Regions from separate parts of the Homo sapiens genome. Here region 2 is linked to region 1. The links are chromatin loops, found by intact Hi-C in ENCODE. Cell type or tissue: HepG2. All regions are shown on one strand.

Region 1 (8,000 bases):
CGTGGGGAGCTCGGCCAGAGCCTTTGGATACTGGTGGGCCTGTCCCAGTCCTGTCCCTGCCCCAGCCTGCAGCACCCTCACCAGGTCCACGGAAACCCATCCTGCTCTGAGAGGGTATCTTTCCCATATAACCGGTTTGTAGAGCAGACGCCAATATTGTTAAAGAGGGAATGAAACACACCCTTTGACTAAAAACAGAGGCACAGGACTGAGGGGCTTGTCATGGGTTGAACAGTGCCAGACACCAGTGAATGGGACCTTTTTTGGAAATAGGGTCTTTGCAGATGTAATTAAGGATTTGAGATGAGACCATCCTGGATCTAAGGTGGGCCCCAAATCCAATGACTGGTGTCCTCATGAGAGAAAGGAGAGGAAGACTTGAGGCAGGGACAGAGGGAAAGGCCACATGCAGCTGCAGAGAGCCAGAGCGGCGGAAGGAGCCCGCCCTGCCCCCACCTGCAAGCGAATCTGGTTCTGCTACATCAGGCCACCCCGCTTGCGGTCCTTTGTCGTGGCGGCCACAGGAACCTCACACAGAGCCAGTCGCCGGTCACCACCACAGCCGGGGTTCAAGCCCCGGTGCCACCATCATGGGCAGTTCTGAACCTTCAGGGTCTTGGTTTCTTTGTCAACAATGAGGGGCTGCACCGACTTTGCAGGGCAAGAGGACGATGTGGCAGGAATCCCACGTGGGCCCCAAAGGCGGTGAGGTCCAAGCACGGATGCTGCCGCAATGCCCACGCAGAGTACATGTGCACCACTATGATTTCCACGCTGGGCGTGGACCAGAAACACCCACTGTGCCTCCTGGAGTGTCAGCCTGGCTGATGGCCCTGAGCCTGCATTCAGGGAGTGAGGCTGTTTTGACTCGGTGCAGGACAAAGTGGAATGCGAGGGTGTTTATAAGGAGACACCGTGTGCTCCCCCGCTACAATTAACATGGACGCATGCGCTGCTGAGGCCAACTCTGACCCTCTGGATACGGCTCCCGCTGGCTGTGCTGAGCCCAGGGGATGGCTGCGTGTGGAGGGCTCTCAGCCTGCTGCTCCCAGCTAAGGGATGCATCCAACACAGCAAAGAGAGAGTCTGGGGACGGCTCCCTGGGAAAGTACAGCAGCCCCCTCATCCGCAGACACTGAGACCCCTGTGGACGCGTGAGTCTAAGGGTAGTACTAAGCCCAGCCAAGGAACTACACCTTCTCGCTGAAGGAGGCGCCTCCGGCTTCCCATTGGCAGAGCTGAACGGCGGCGTGAGTGCTCCGGTGCTTTGGGGCCATGATTAGGTAAATAAGAGTGGCTTGAACATGGCACTGTGATATGGTGATGGGGGATGTGGGAACCACACCGGCTGCTAAGTGATCAACAGGTGGTGGCATGAATAGCCTGGACACGCTGGACAAAGGTTATGTCTTATGAAGTCAAATGGTCAATTTCCTGATGCTCATGTGCCTTTGGGCTTCCCCAAACACCACCACTCCCTGAGCAGAGACGCGCCTAACAGAGAGTCAACCGTTATTTTATGCCAAAGCGAAAGGCGTATCACAGAGGGCTTGGGCCTTAGTATCCAATATCCCCAAAGCTCCCTGCAGAATAAGTTCTGACCTTGCCTTCTTCCAAAGTTGGACAAAGGGAGAATCCGAGTCCTGGGCAGGACAGATCAAGATCTCACCAGACTGTGCAGAACGGCGCGTGCTTTAAAGGTTATGAACTGTTTGCTTCTGGAATTTCCTATTTAATACATTCAGACTGTGGTGGACCTCTGGTAACTGAAACTGTGGAAAGTGAAACCTCAGATGAGGGGGAAACCGAGGTGTATGTCTCCTTAACCCACTGCTTCTCTCCAGAGCCACACAAGGCCCTGCTCAGACTCGCCTCTTTTCTGCTAATCCGAGGGGAGGTGAACCAGCTGGGCTCCTTCCCTTTCTCTAACCTCCCTCCTGGAAAGCCTGAGGCCACGGGTTCCTGCAGGATGAACTCTCCTGGGTCCGTCACCCAAGGAAGAGCGTCAAGATCCTCTGAACAGCTGGCCGTGGGACCGCATTTTATTTAGAAGGCTTTGTGCTTTATCGTCTAATGGGGGCAAATTCCAAACACAAATACTGCGTTTCCTCCCAGGTAGCATACGCCAAAAGTCACAACAGAAAGTTTCTGTTAGCTTGAAAAATGAGGGCCAGACTAAGAGATCCAATGGAATCCAAGGCGCACTGATCACGGAGAGGCTGCAACCTGCCCGCCAGCCCCCCAGACTGAGGCCCGGAGTGGACCAGCTAGTCAAGCCGCTCTAACAGGAGCAGCCACTTCTTATTTCTGCAAAGCTTTTAGTTAACGGGCATCCCGGGTACGTGCAAGACCACACTGTGGAGGGGCAGTCCCAGGAGGTGGGAGAGGGAGCAGGGCCTGGGCCTGGGCTTTGCTGGAGCTGCTGGGGGCCTGGACAGTGAACCCCAGGAGGAGGCCCTGCAGCCCACCTGCCTCTCCCCACAACCAACTCATGAGGAATGTGGGAAGGGCCTTCTACAAACTGGCTGCAGGAACATCTGTGATGTACTAGGCTGTGGTCCAAGCTGCTGGAAGATCGCGGCATGTTCGGAGCCCCCAGCCACCCTCAGAGCAGACCCTCTGTCCCCTCCCTGGGCCTGCTTACCTTGTACAGGAGCCCCATGATGAGTATGTAGCGGCTCATGGCCGAATTCTGGTACACCAAGCAGGAGCCCTGCTGGCCACACTGGTCCTGCCACAGCAGACAGGCCTTGTCGATCACCCAGCCGAAGGCGATGGGCCCCGGGATGCCCCCTGCGGAGAGAAGCCCACTCAGCACCCACACTCCTGGTGGGTAGGGGCTAGGCAGGGGGCAGGCAGCCAAGAGGCCTGGAATGATGGGCTCTGGGAAGGTGATACTGGCCGTTGGAGTTCTCAGGGGGTGCAAAGAGGGCTTAAACGTTCCTTTCTTTGGGCATTCGGCATTGGGGCTGCGAGTTTCCCATGATCTCCCAGGGAAAGCCTTTGGGCAAATAAATGACGATGGGCCCCTCTAGTGGACAGTTAGGGAATGGACCCCTTCCCAGGCGGGAACAGCCTCCTGCTGGGAAGCACATCCCCTTGGTGGTTAGACACTTGCCCATGCCCTTGTGCAGTGAGCACACTGTGCAACTGACCATGGCTTCCTCACACTGCACAGTACCTAGTATTCTAACTACAATCCACTGGATTCCCAGGGCAAAGGATCTCTGAGGGTCACGGACACATCTGCAATAGAAAACCACAGCGTCAGCACCCACAGAAGTGGGGTTGCATGCCAAGTCACCCCCTAGGCCAGTGGCCTCCTGGACCAGTCCCCAGCCACATCATCACCCCCCCCCAAGTGGGAAGCCCCTCGTCAGAGATCAGAGACAGTGAGGTCTCTCCTGCCACCAGTGACAGACAGGCCCGCTTAGACCTGGGTGTTTCCTGGAGTGCTCCTGTCTCAGGATCTGCAGAGCTCCGCCTCAGGGTGCTGCAAGGAAAGCTCTGGACAAGCGCACACCCGACCCCAGCTTACCGTAGAGTTGCCGTTAGTGCAGGAATGCTGCTGAGGAATGTAAAGAAAATTACAACGAATATGAAAACCAGAAGGAGGGGCTTTCTCTGACAAGTTGAAGTGCATTTCCCTGCAGTGGCATGGCCAAAACCAGAGGAAAGATTCTGAGGGATACAGCTACAGTCTCGGTACACCTGGGAAGCCCAACAATAGCTCCGATTACAAGGGGAAGGCACGGGGGCCCCTTCCCAGGGTCCAGGGGAGGACAGGGGCGGTAGGCAGCGGCTCCACTCACCTTCTGGCCGTCCACATTCGTCTCCGTGGCTGCAGGGCACCCTGCGTGGCACAGTGAGAAGTACATGAGGCCGTCCGAGCCGCACACAGGGCTGTAGTGTTCTGGCTGGCAGCTGCAGGCAGCGTTGCAGGGAGCCGTTAGGTTCAGGTGGCCTTCGGGCAGGAGGCTGCAGAGGGGGGACAAGCGAGTGGTAGGGTCCAGGCCAGAGCCATGCTGGCGCCCAGCAGGCACAGGGTCAGCCATGGGGCTCGTCCCCATGCAGCCTGCATTTCGGGTCTACAAACTTGCCAAGCTTGCACCGCCCCCAGCACGCTGGGCACTCACACTGGGCACTGCCTTCTGGTGATAGAATGGTTTTTCCTCCTCACGCAAGGAAGGCACACCCATGCCCCCCAGCACCGTCCGCCTGATGCACAGCCCCTTTCCCTAGTTCATTTGTTTTTGGACAGGCAACACATTCATATGGATCAAATACAAACATTAGGAAAGAAAAAGCGCCAAGTACACAAAGGCAGCCTCGTGGCCCCAGCCCCACCCCAGTCCTCGGTTCTCCAGCCACAGGCCGGCTGTGCATTTGCAGGGGTCGTCTGCACGTACACGCCCCTCGGCAGTCACAAACATCTGCACTTCTCACTTGAATCAGAGCACACTGCGCCCATTGTCCAACTCCTTCCTTTTTCCCACTTCACAGTATGTCTTGGCAGTGGCCCAGGATGAGCTTCCTCCACTCCTTTGTGGGCAGGGCCTCTGTTGTGAGGACAGCGTAGTGACCCCGTCCACCCTGATGACTCTTAGGTTCCGATAATGCCACAACGGCTGCTTTGTGCTTCTCGGCCTTGCACGGCACCTGCAGGTGCACTCCCGGGGCCCGCAGGGCAGGGCCGAGGTGCAGGCTACCTACGTGTATTTTGGATATTCCCTAATTGCCACCTGACCAGCAGGTGTCCCTCCCACTCCCAGCACATGGCAACTCCAGGAGCACATCCTGGGACACTTTTTATGTCACCGAGAGACCAGCCTCAAGGACCCCGAACACTAGGGCTGTTGTTCCATTTGACACAGCTACAGAGCAGAGTGCTGAGGCCCAGAGAGGCATATGACTGCCCGGGGGCACAGCCGGGACCCAAGCGCAGGCACTGCTGGGGGCTGGCATGGTGCCTTTTCACGTGGATGCTGCCGGGTGCCCTGCTGAGCGGGTGTTGCCCTTGCCGCTGTCCTGTGACGTAGCCCTTTTCAAAACCACCTCTCCCAAGTGCTGCACCACTCCTCCTCCATGCCCAGGGACCGCGGGTGCTTGGGGCCCCGACGCGTACCCAGGTGCCATCTGGCCCTCACCTCCCGCCGTAGCTGGCTGTGACGCCCGCCATGGGCACACTGGGGCAGTGCAGTGAGAAGACGAGGATGCCCAGCAGGCTGACAACGGTGCAGAACAGGCAGAACTTGATGACCGCGGAGCCCCGGAGCCTGAGCTTGTTCACAAAGAAGCCGCCCAGGAAGGTGCCGCCACCACCCGCTGGCACCACCAGGTACCCTGGGGAGAGGGAGGGATTCAGCCAGGGACTCAGGCAGGGGGCCGTGGTGGGAGAGGGTGGTGGATCAGCCGGGTCCACTTTACAGGTGGGGAAACTGAGGCATAGAGGGATCAATTCCTGCCTGCATGGCAGCACTCAACACCACACCTGAGTGCTTAGCTGTTGCGCTGATAGAGCCCTAGGAGGGACCTCTGTCCAGAGCCCACAGCGGGGATGCCTCAGAGGGGAAGGGGAAGGGGAAGGGGAAGGGGAAGGGGGAGCGGGGGGGCGGGGCGGGGCGGGGGGAGGAGGAGAGCCCAGAGTGCTCCAAGGTCAGCGGCCCCTGCCCCAGTGGGAAGCCAATGACTCCTCCACTGACCCCCCTCCAGGGCAGCCACACCCCCTCCTCCCCCAGGGGCCTCTGCCGAGTCCCTGCAGGCTGTGACAAGGACATTTGTCGAAGCCTGAGTGGCCACCAACAGTAAAAAATTGCGATTAGCTGGCATCTAGCTTCTGGGCTGACAAGTGAGGAGGGCACAGGTGAGGGGACAGGTGGAGAGGGGACAGGTTTGGGGGGACAGGTGGGGAGGGGACAGATTTGGGGGGACAGGTGGGGAGGCTCTCCAAGGGGCAGTAGAGCTGACCTCTGGGGGGCTGTTGAGTGTGGGAATGTGGGCTTGTGAGGTCAGCCCAGAGGGGCCAGGCCAGGATGGGCCTGTGGGGGAGGGAGGGGAGCCCTCATCTGATGCCCTCTTCCTGTCCAGATAGTGGACCCTGGAAGGGTAGAGCGCGGTAGATTGGCGGTGGTGGCCCACATGCCTGGCACCTCTGCCATGGCCCAGGGTACTCTGTGAACGCTGGCAGGAGGAGCAGCTCTGAGGAGGGGTCCCCACTTTCTGCAGACCTGCCCAGCCTGGGAAGGCCAGCCTGCCTCTGGCACCGAGAAACCCCCAGCTGCACTGTTCCAGGAGGTCCTGAGGCACCAGTGCCTGGCTCATGGAACAGCCAGGTCCAAACCCTTCCTGCACCAAGTCACAGAAGCCAAGACTAGGTGGCTAGGGGGTGGAGCCCACCGTGGACCCTTCCACCTACGGAGCATGTCCCACAAAGAGGGCAGGACCACCACTCTCCCGGCCTGTGGACAGAGTCGCTCAGCCCCCGTGGCGCTCTCCACACCTGCTCTGGCAGCGGGGGTGGGAGGGCACTCACTGCCATGTGCCCTGTCTGGGTCTTTCTAGAAGATGCCCTTGAAGACTCTGTTTCTGAGAACTGACATAAAAGCAGAGGACCCCCAAGATTCAGTTTTCTCACCAAACAAGGTGGCAGCTTCTGAGGCACTCAGGCTGAACTGGGACTCCAAGAACTTGGGGCTGAACGTGGACATGCCGGTGATGAGAGTGGCCTCGGTGGCCCCGGCCAGGCAGAGCAGGATGAACGTGGGGTTCTTCAGCAGGAGCCAGATGGAGCTGGGCAGAGGTGGGGGTGTGGAGAAGAGACTGAGGGTCAGAGTGGTGGGCAGAGGTCGGGGTGTGGAGAAGAGACTGAGGGTCAGAGTGGTGGGCAGAGGTCGGGGTGTGGAGAAGAGACTGAGGGTCAGAGTGGGCCAGACCCAGGGTGGGAGGAACCTGCTGTTCCTGAGGCTGTCAGCTCCCCGGTCTGATTACAAAGGGCCCCTGTTCCGACAGGGAGTAGAGTGGGGTGCAGGCAGGTGGGGGACACCCACACTTATTCCAGAGAAACCCAGGGGGCGCCAGGCTGAGCCTATGCCTGTGGCCCACTTGTCCTGAAAGCTGCAGTCCCTGATTAGGGAAAAACCTTATCAGTGCCTTGGCCAGAGCTTCAGCTCAGGTGGGGAGAGACCCCAAGTGACCCAGGACCCTGTTCCGTCACTGGCCAGCAGCAGGGCCTGAAAAAGGGAACTGGCTGGGGCAGGCAGAGGCCACCAAGTCCAGGACCGGACAGGCCCTGGGATAGGGGAATGGAATCACGGGAATGGGGACTGTGGCCAGTCCCCAACCGCCAGCCCCTGGGAGAAGTGGGGCAGGAAGCCACTGGGATTCGAACCCTCCATGCAAGAAGCCCCTGGGTAGACGGACCTGGCTAGCTTGGTTTGCACTTGGGGGCCAGTGGCCCTGGGGGTGGTGAGGCCTCAACTGGGGCGAGTCCTTGGTGCATGGGCCTGGAGCCCTGGGGGGAACTGTGGGAACTCTGAGCCGTCTGGCCCTGAGGGCTCAGCCTCAGCCTCCACATCTGCCTGTTGCGGTCCTGGCTGTGGGGTCTCAGGATAAGGACATAGCCCCCTGGAAGCTGGGAAGGCCCCACATCAGGCCTTGCAGTTTCTAACCCAGGAGGTGGCCGACAGCAGTGCGTCGGGGCTGCCTGTCCCTGCACACGAGGCCCTGGGGGGTGAATGGAGGCTCTCCCTGTTTTTGTTAGCATTGGAGGCCTGAGCAGGGCTAACGCCCAACCGCTGCTTAAGCGCATAAGATGCTGAGATGGAAAACGTGTTGCATGGTGTAAACCACGCAAAGCCCTCCCAGCCAGTGCAGTGATCGAGGCAGACAGAAGGGAAACCGCCTCTGCAAAGAGAGGCTCGGCTCTCTCTGGGGTACACAGATCACCCAGACTGGGCAAAGCTCACATTCATCCCAGCTCACAGCTGCCTGCATCCTGTTCA
Region 2 (8,000 bases), 210 kb before region 1:
TTGGACCCTAGAGCCATACCTTCACTGACATCTCATCCGTTTGTGTTTCCAAAAGCTGCTTTTACAGGTCTTAGCCGCCGCCCCGGAGGCCGGTGTGGGCGTGACCTGCAGGCGTCCACCCTGCGGCTACGGGAGAAGTCTTAGTAGCTTGTATCTGGAGTCTTGAGAAACACAAACCTTACAAATGCATCTTTCTTTTGTCATAAAATTGGAATTACAATTTTCAACTGGGAAACAGAAACACATTTCTTAGCGTGCTCAGATTTTATATATCACCTTATCAATTTTTTCCAAAACATGATTTAAAGCAACATCTGTCCTAGTATAATTGTTGCATTTTAAATAACAATTTATTGAAAAATGTTAAGTTTTACCAGCCTAAAAAAAGTAACAAACCAATTAAGTGTACTTTGGGGGCAGGGAGGAGTCCTTGATTTGAATAATCAGGAGTTTTGTTGGTCCAGTTTCGCCTTCTGAGCAGTTCTTCTGTATCCCGGGAAAAGTACGCTCGGCCCCAAACTGGTATTTGTCAGACGATACATGTAAAAGTTTGTCCTTGAACGTGGAACAAGACTTGTGTAAAGTCTGAGACGGGAACTAGTGATCACTAGCTCAAGAACTGCAAATGAGACAGGAAGCTGTTCACTGTGAAACAGTCTCTTGCTTGTCGTGTATTTTTCGAGTACTTCTGAAGTGTGAAGTAAAAAAATCTGGCTAATTTATTTGTACAAATACACTTTGATAATTTTTTATATTTTCATAAACTTTTACAGATGTAAAATTAAAGAACTTCACTTGTTCTTTGGAGTCTGTTATTCCATTGTACGTCACTACAGATTTTTCACTTTATAGCACAGATTTTTTAAGTTAAGAAAACATTGAGAATGTATCAGTTTGAGATGTTTGGTGTTGAAAGCCAAGTGTCCATAGGTTAAATTACATTAAAGTAGGTGTCACGTTCCAACATCTAGTACGATGAGAAGGTTTTGTTTGTTTAACATATAAAGCAAATTTTTCTAATTTAAATACACAAATGTAAAAATCAAGTGTGTTTCTTTAGTTTACTTGATAGAGATTCCTGTACATTGTATTTTATATTGCGGAGGCTTATATCACTGTACATGAGAACATGGAACGACCTAGGTTTTGTTACTCGCAGTAGAATAAACAGCTACAGGAAGTTTCTGTCTCGGGTCTTCATCAGCCTTTTTCTAACGCGGAGAAGTTTGGGGTCGTGCACGGACGCCCTGGCCACCCAGTTTCTTGTTGCTGGTTTGCCTGGGCGTGGGCAGGAGTGCCCTTTGGACCCCTCCCTGAACTCATGCTGAGCCCAGGGTGAGACCGGCCGGGTGCGGGTCCCCACATCCTTCCGTCACGGGGCAGCTGTCTCGCTCCCTGTGGGGACCCAGCACCATCCAGCTCTGGAGACGATGGGCAGGAAGGTCGGGAGGAGGGACTCACCCCCTTCAGACCCTCTCCTGGGGCTGAGTGGGAGCCCGAGACCACTGCAACAGCCTCAACTGCGGTGAAGGAGTCTCATGGTTGGGGAGTGAGCCCCGAGGCCCCAGCCCATCCAGGCTGCAGCAGAGTGTGCACCCGCCGACTGCGGGGCGTGCTGCTGCTGAGGATGCAGGTGGGCAGGTGGGCTTGGCGGCCCAGACCCAGCAGTGCCAGTGGAGGAGACGCGGTGGCCCACGTGCCTGCACACAGCGCGGCTGCAGGGACAGGCTCGGGGAGCTGGCGCCTGGCCTGCGAGCTTCCTCTGGTCGCCTGTGGGCCAGAGCTTGGCTTCCGAACAAGCGTATGGGTCCACAGCCCAGCCATGAGCAGACGCCGGTGGGACGTTCCCGCGCAGACCGGTGCAGGCCCCTTGGCCAAGTGTCTGGTGGGGCAGCAACAGCTCTGAGCAGCCTCCTCCAACAGCTCCAGACCGTGACCTGTGCAGCCAAAGGGCTCACTGTGGAAACATGGCGAGGAAGACCTAGCTCCAGTATGCCCCTGGGGTCGGCCGCGTCCCGGTCAGCCACACCAAGCAGGAAAAGGCCCAGGCCCCGGAGCCCTGGCACCCACAGGCCCACAAGGCACCACAGGGTCACTGAGCTGTAGCTCCCTGTTCTAGCACAGAGGCCGAGGCAGCTGTCGGGGGAAAATGGAAAGAGCCATCTCACTCGAGAACTCGGCACGGGGGCCTCCAACGGGGGGTAACACCCAAAGCAGCCAGCACCCTCCCCACACCAGGCATCAGCGAGTCCCAGGGAGGAGGCGGCAGTGGGGATCGTGGCTGTGGCTGAGCTCAGGGGGCCTAACCAGAAGGGGAGAAAAGGAAAGACCACATGAGACATGCCCAGACGGACAGTGACCTCAGCCCTCAGTGGCAGGGCAGCGCCAGTGAACAGGCTGAGCCAGGGCGAGACTGGCTGGGTGCAGGTCCCCACATGCTGGGTCCGTCTTCCTGTGGGACACCTAGCAAAAGGGAGAAGAACCAAGCCTGCCCAAAACGTCACACCCAGCAGTCACTGCTGTCGTTAATTTGGTATTTTCCTTAATCTTTTTCTCTCTGCATCTAAATTTTGACAAAATCGGGGTCCCTCCAGGAGCACGCTGTGGCCTGGGGTTTGCTCCTCCTCCTCCGGCTGCTCTGCTGCTCCCAGCCGACCTCACTCCAGGGCTCAGGGGACCATGTGGGGACCCTGCCATTGGCTGAGTATGTCTGTTCCACAGGAGGCCGGGAGGCTCACTGGGCCTCCTCAGAGGAAAACCTGAACCAACTCCGTCGTCCGCCTCCATAAACCACAGCTCTGCCTGGCATCTGGGCCTCCTGAAATGAATGTCCTTTCAGCTCCAGGGTCTAGTAATTCCTAAAAGGCCTGATTATTTCCCATTCCCGTTGCACAGACTCCTGATAAACAGAGGAAGATTCCTTTGGGAAGGGGCGGTGGGAAGATTAGCTGCATGTTTTTGGCATTTAGCAGGGCCCCTTCCTCTCGGAGACTCAGTCTGTCCTTCATTCCAGGGGCCTGGGTCTGTCCAGAGTCTGGAACTTGGCCGAGGGCCCCGGACTCTGTGTTGGGGCTTCCAGTCAGAGCGCAGGACTCCTGCTCTCGGACCTACAGCCTTTCTGCCAGCACAGAACGGGGACGCCTTTGGCAGGATGTCCTTTTTTTTCAGTTCTAGGGAAGCTGCGCCCATCAGGCAACGCAGGAACTATGTGGGTCAGATGACTGCGCCTCTGCTGCCGCTCACGGCTGTGCTGGGAATCACGTCCGGCAGGATAGCTCCCGCCAGCCCAGAGCGCCACCATCCCCACTGCATTGGGAGCCCAGCTGCATGGCAGCAGTTCCCGCCGCAGTTTTTCGCCTACAGAAAAGAATGATCATGGAGCTCTTCCCCGATGTGGGTGTGGGTGCGGTGTGGGTGAGGGTGCCAGTGAGGGTGCGGTGCGAGTGAGGGTGCGGGTGAGGGTGGGGGTGGGGGTGAGGGTGGGGGTGAGGGTGGGGGTGAGGGTGGGGGTGCGGGTGAGGGTGGGGGTGCGGGTGCGAGTGGGGGTGCGGGTGAGGGTGGGGGTGGGGGTGAGGGTGGGGGTGAGGGTGGGGGTGAGGGTGGGGGTGCGGGTGAGGGTGGGGGTGCGGGTGCGGGTGGGGGGGAGGGTGGGGGTGGGGGTGCGGGTGGGGGTGGGGGTGGGGGTGGGGGTGGGGGTGAGGGTGCAGGTGAGGGTGCGGGGCTCCCCGATGAATTCACTCCTCACAATCCTCGTGAAGGGGTGACCTCCAAGCCCTAAGGACATCAAGCTGGTCTTGCACGATAAATCCATCCCAGCGTTCTGCCGTCCTCTCCAGTGTGCCAGGAAAGTTCTGGATTTCACTGAATTTAGGGTCAGCTACCTGTGGGGCGAAAGTTTCGGTGACTGATGAAGAAAATGGGGGTGGGGGGTGGGTCACTCCCAGCCGTTCCCTCCAACGCATCAAATCCAGAATCTCGTATCTGAGTCCCTGTCCACTTACGCAAGCTTATATTCCTCCCACCCAGATCCCGCACTCTCAACATCGATTTCCACACATTTTCCGCAGGTTTTCGTAGGGAAACATATTTGTAGGCCACACCTCACACTTTCTCTTTTGGGGCCTGCTGGAACTCCAGTCTGGATCTAGGTCTAGAAGGAACACAGAGGTGGTGGTGAGTCCCGGGCAGGACGGCGGCACCTTACAGGGCAGCTCCCTAGGGAAGGCACTTGAGGGTCTTTGGGCAAAGGGGTCTCAGCTCCCCAGGCAGTGGCAGAAGAGCCACATGTGCCTTCAAAGACGACCTGCGGAGTTCACCGGCAGATCCCAATGGACTTGCAGGGCTCGTGGTCCTCAGCTTCACTGGGATCTTCCCACATGCCCCTGTAGGGACCAGCCCCACAGGGTCGGTGGGCTTCTCCCTGTGTGTGGTGACGAGAGAGTGTAAAAATAAAGACACAAGACAAAGAGATAAAAGAAAAGACAGCTGGGCCCGGGGAACCACTACCACCAATGCGCAGAGACCGGTAGTGGCTCCGAATGTCTGGCTGCATTGTTATTTATTGGATACAAAGCAAAAGGGGCAGGGTAAGGAGTGTGAGTCATCTCCAGTGATAGGTAAGGTCACGTGGGTCACGTGTCCACTGGACAGGGGGCCCTCCCCTGCCTGGCAGCCAAGGCAGAGACAGAGAGGGAGAGACAGAGACCGCTTACGCCATTATTTCTGCTTATCAGAGACTTTCAGTACTTTCACTAATTTGCTGCTGCTATCTAGAAGGCAGAGCCAGGTGCACAGGATGGAACATGAAGGCGGACTAGGAGCGTGACCACTGAAGCACAGCATCACAGGGAGACGGTTAGGCCTCCGGATAACTGCGGGCGGGCCTGACTGATGTCAGGCCCTCCGCAAGAGGTGGAGGAGTAGAGTCTTCTCTAAACTCCCCCGGGGAAAGGGAGACTCCCTTTCCCCGTCTGCTAAGTAGCGGGTGTTTTTCCGTGACACTGAGGCTACCGCTAGACCACGGTCCGTCTGGCAACGGGCGTCTTCCCAGACGCTGGCGTCACCGCTAGACCAAGGAGCCCTCTGGTGGCCCTGTCCGGGCGTAACAGAAGGTTCACACTCTTGTCTTCTGGTCACTTCTCACCATGTCCCCTCAGCTCCTGTCTCTGTATGGCCTGGTTTTTCCTAGATTATGATTATAGAGCAAGCATTATAAAGAGTAATTGCTACAAACTAATGATGAAAGATATTCATATATAATCATGTCTATGATCTGTATCTGGTATAACTCTTGTTGTTTTATATATTTTATTACACTGGAACAGCTCGTGCCCTCGGTCTCTTGCCTCGGCACCTGGGTGGCTTGCCGCCCACATGCCCCCATTGCAACGTCAGGTTCCCATTCTTTCCCAACTTCCCTAACTTTAACAAAAGAGGCACTGCAAAGTCGAAACTGCAGTTTAGGCTGTAATTAAATCATCCAGGAGACTAGGCTTCAGGTTTGCTTTGCAGAAATCTCAGCCCCATGGCTACAGGAGATAAGGACTTACTTTAAGGCAGTCATAGAGGCTTTCAGGTTCCTTTTTCAGACTCCAAGCCAGGCATTTAAAGCATCGAGAGCTGGAGCTGCTGTGTCCATCACCAGCAGGTCCTCGTCCTGCTAATTCCTGTCTACAGCTTCACCAGCACATGGGCCAGTGAGATGTCCCTGCCTCCCTCTTTCTTCCTCAGTTCTTTCTCTTCCCCCTTGTTCAATTTGCCTGGAAGCATGAAAGAAGAAAGCACAGGGCCCCCCAAGCCCCTCTGCTTCTGCCCATCACAAGTGCCACGAACCCATGGTCCCCGCCATCTCCTCTCTCTTCTCCCGCCTCTTCAGCAAGAAGCAGATGCACATTTGGACGGTTCGATTGGATGCTGCCTATACATTGTGTATAAACTGAAGTTAGGGGAGGTACTCACCACAGTTCCTGCCATTGGTTTTAACATGGAAAGAGTAGAATATAAGAACACTTGTTTTGGGCCAGGCACGGTAGCTCATGCCTATAATCCCAGCACTTTGGGAGGCCGAGGCAGGCAGATCACAAGGTCAGGAGTTCAAGACCAGCCTGGCCAATATGGTGGAACCCTGTCTCTACTAAATATACAAAAATTAGCCAGGCATAGTGGTGGGCTCCTGTAATCCCAGCTACTCGGGAGGCCGAGGCAGGAGAATTGCTTGAACCCGGGAGGTGGAAGTTGTAGTGAGCTGAGATTGCGCCATTGCACTCCAGCCTGGATGACAGAGCGAGACTCTGACTCAAAAAGAGAACACTTGTTTCATGGTGTGGGATGTTCATGGTCAAGATGTAATTAGGCTTCTCTGGAAGCATTACTTCCAGAATACCCAGGGTTTTCTTTTGCTGGTAGATAGCAACGATCATGAAAGAATTCGGGAAGTGGCGGACGCGCTGCAGAAAAGGCTTCTGGCCGGTGAGTGTGGAGACGCAGCGCCACTGCTCTCTGCAAACAAACAGGGTTTGCCCAGCGCTCGGGCCATCAGTGTGACGACAGATGAGCCAGCCAGCTCTTCAGTCTCTTCCTAACAGGACATGGTATGTTCAAGCCACTTGTGCAACACGGAGCTGGTGTAGATGAGGGACTTGACTGGCTGTCAAATGAGTTTTCAAAACGTTAAATGAAACTAGACATCTAACCAAAGACATGTTTGATAAAATTGGTCTAGACTTGCTACAGCAAAATTTGTTTGTATCTTGGTTAAGAAACAGCATCTGGGACTGGCTTGGGCAGAATAATAAACTTATTTTGTTGCCAATTATTGTTTGCCAAATATAATGTTGTTATTTAGCAATGTGCTTGGTTTTAAAGAAATTCTTCTTGGGAAAAAGGTGTCCTCATTTACTTCCCATGAGCCTAAAGCCTGGACATAGTTATTGTAAAACCTTTAAATAAATCCACCTTGGAAGTTAAGATACATAAAAATAAATAAGGTGGGGCGTGGTGGCTCACGCCTGTGGGAGCACTGTCTGTGAGGAGGTGAATCCCTTGAGCTTGTTGGAGACAAGGCTGGGCAACATGGTGAACCTTGCCTCTATTTAAAAAAAAAAAAAAAAAAAGGCCGTGCACGGTGGCTCATGCCTGTAATCCCAGCATTTTGGGAGGCCGAGGCGGGGGGATCATGAGGTCAGGAGATCGAGACCATCCTGGCTCACATGGTGAAACCCCAAACCCCGTCTCTACTAAAAAAATTAGCTGGGCATGGTGGCACGTGCCTGTAATCCCAGCTACTCGGGAGGCTGAGGCAGAAGAATCGCTTGAACCCAGGAGGCGGACGTTGCAGTGAACCAACATCGTGCCACCGTACTCCAGCCTGGGTGACAGAGACTCCATCTAAAAAGAAAAAAAAAGAAAAAAAAAATTCGGCTGGGCACGGTGATTCACACCTGTAATCCCAGCACTTTGGGAGGCCGAGGCAGGCAGATCACTTGAGGTCAGGAGCTCGAGACCAGCCTGGCCAACATGGTGAAACCCTGTCTCTACCAGAAAAATACAAAAAATAGCCAGGCATCGTGGCATGTGCCTGTAATCCCAGCTGCTTGGGTGGCTGAGGTAGGAGAATCGTTTGAACCCAGGAGGCAGAGGTGGCAGTGAGCCGAGATCGCACCACTGCACTCCAGCCTGGGTGACAGAGCAAGACTCCGCCTCAAAAACAAACAAATAAATAAATAAATAAATAAATAAAATAAAGCACTGACTCACCATTTTCTTTTCCCAGATTATCCAGAGCACTTGGGCAAAAGCCTCCACCCCATTTTTACTAGAATGTTCAATGGCAGCCTTGGTTCCAGAGGCACTTGGTTGAATTTTGCCCATTGATGCTCATTTGCATGAATTATCAGCGCCTCTTTCCCGTGAGAAACGGTTACCAATGCTTTTAAATCAAAGGCAATCAAAGATCCAGCTCCAGAAAACCCAGAACCAGCTTTGATCACTCCACATCACGG

What was found. A loop is a pair of places that touch in the nucleus more often than their neighbours do. Peaks named below come from ENCODE experiments on the same cell type or tissue, not always from the same donor. Only the 100,000 strongest peaks of a DNase experiment are listed, where the experiment ranks them.
Region 2: a loop joins it to region 1, with 5 times the contacts of the local background. A loop is called at or near these places in 4 of 110 quality-filtered maps.

What each region holds. Positions count from the first base shown.
Region 1 is chr20:62,663,723-62,671,722 of GRCh38, reverse strand. SLCO4A1 (solute carrier organic anion transporter family member 4A1) reads right to left here. Exons shown (of 12, transcript NM_016354.4): 6 at 6,635-6,789; 7 at 5,148-5,343; 8 at 3,813-3,978; 9 at 3,539-3,711; 10 at 3,182-3,246; 11 at 2,645-2,793. SLCO4A1-AS1 (SLCO4A1 antisense RNA 1) reads left to right here and starts at 5,102. Exons shown (of 4, transcript NR_024470.1): 1 at 5,102-5,338; 2 at 5,713-5,863; 3 at 6,226-6,799. RefSeq lists an enhancer at 1-340. In HepG2, CTCF peaks have their summits at 3,036 (motif pointing left), 4,762 (motif pointing right) and 7,098; DNase peaks (open chromatin) are centred at 3,042, 4,502, 5,748 and 7,926.
Region 2 is chr20:62,870,923-62,878,922 of GRCh38, reverse strand. It overlaps DIDO1 (death inducer-obliterator 1), which reads left to right. Exons shown (of 16, transcript NM_001193369.2): 16 at 1-1,180. It overlaps LOC105372717 (a long non-coding RNA gene), which reads right to left. Exons shown (of 4, transcript XR_936989.4): 2 at 4,002-4,150; 3 at 3,746-3,881; 4 at 1-2,136. It also overlaps the pseudogene ARF4P2. Among named protein-coding and RNA genes, the nearest start is that of SNORA117, 8.0 kb to the left of the region's middle. RefSeq lists enhancers at 2,281-2,934, 2,935-3,589. In HepG2, CTCF peaks have their summits at 3,282, 4,368, 5,071 (motif pointing left) and 6,460; DNase peaks (open chromatin) are centred at 3,252, 4,592, 5,082, 6,542 and 3 weaker places; H3K4me3 peaks cover 2,221 bases; H3K27me3 peaks cover 566 bases.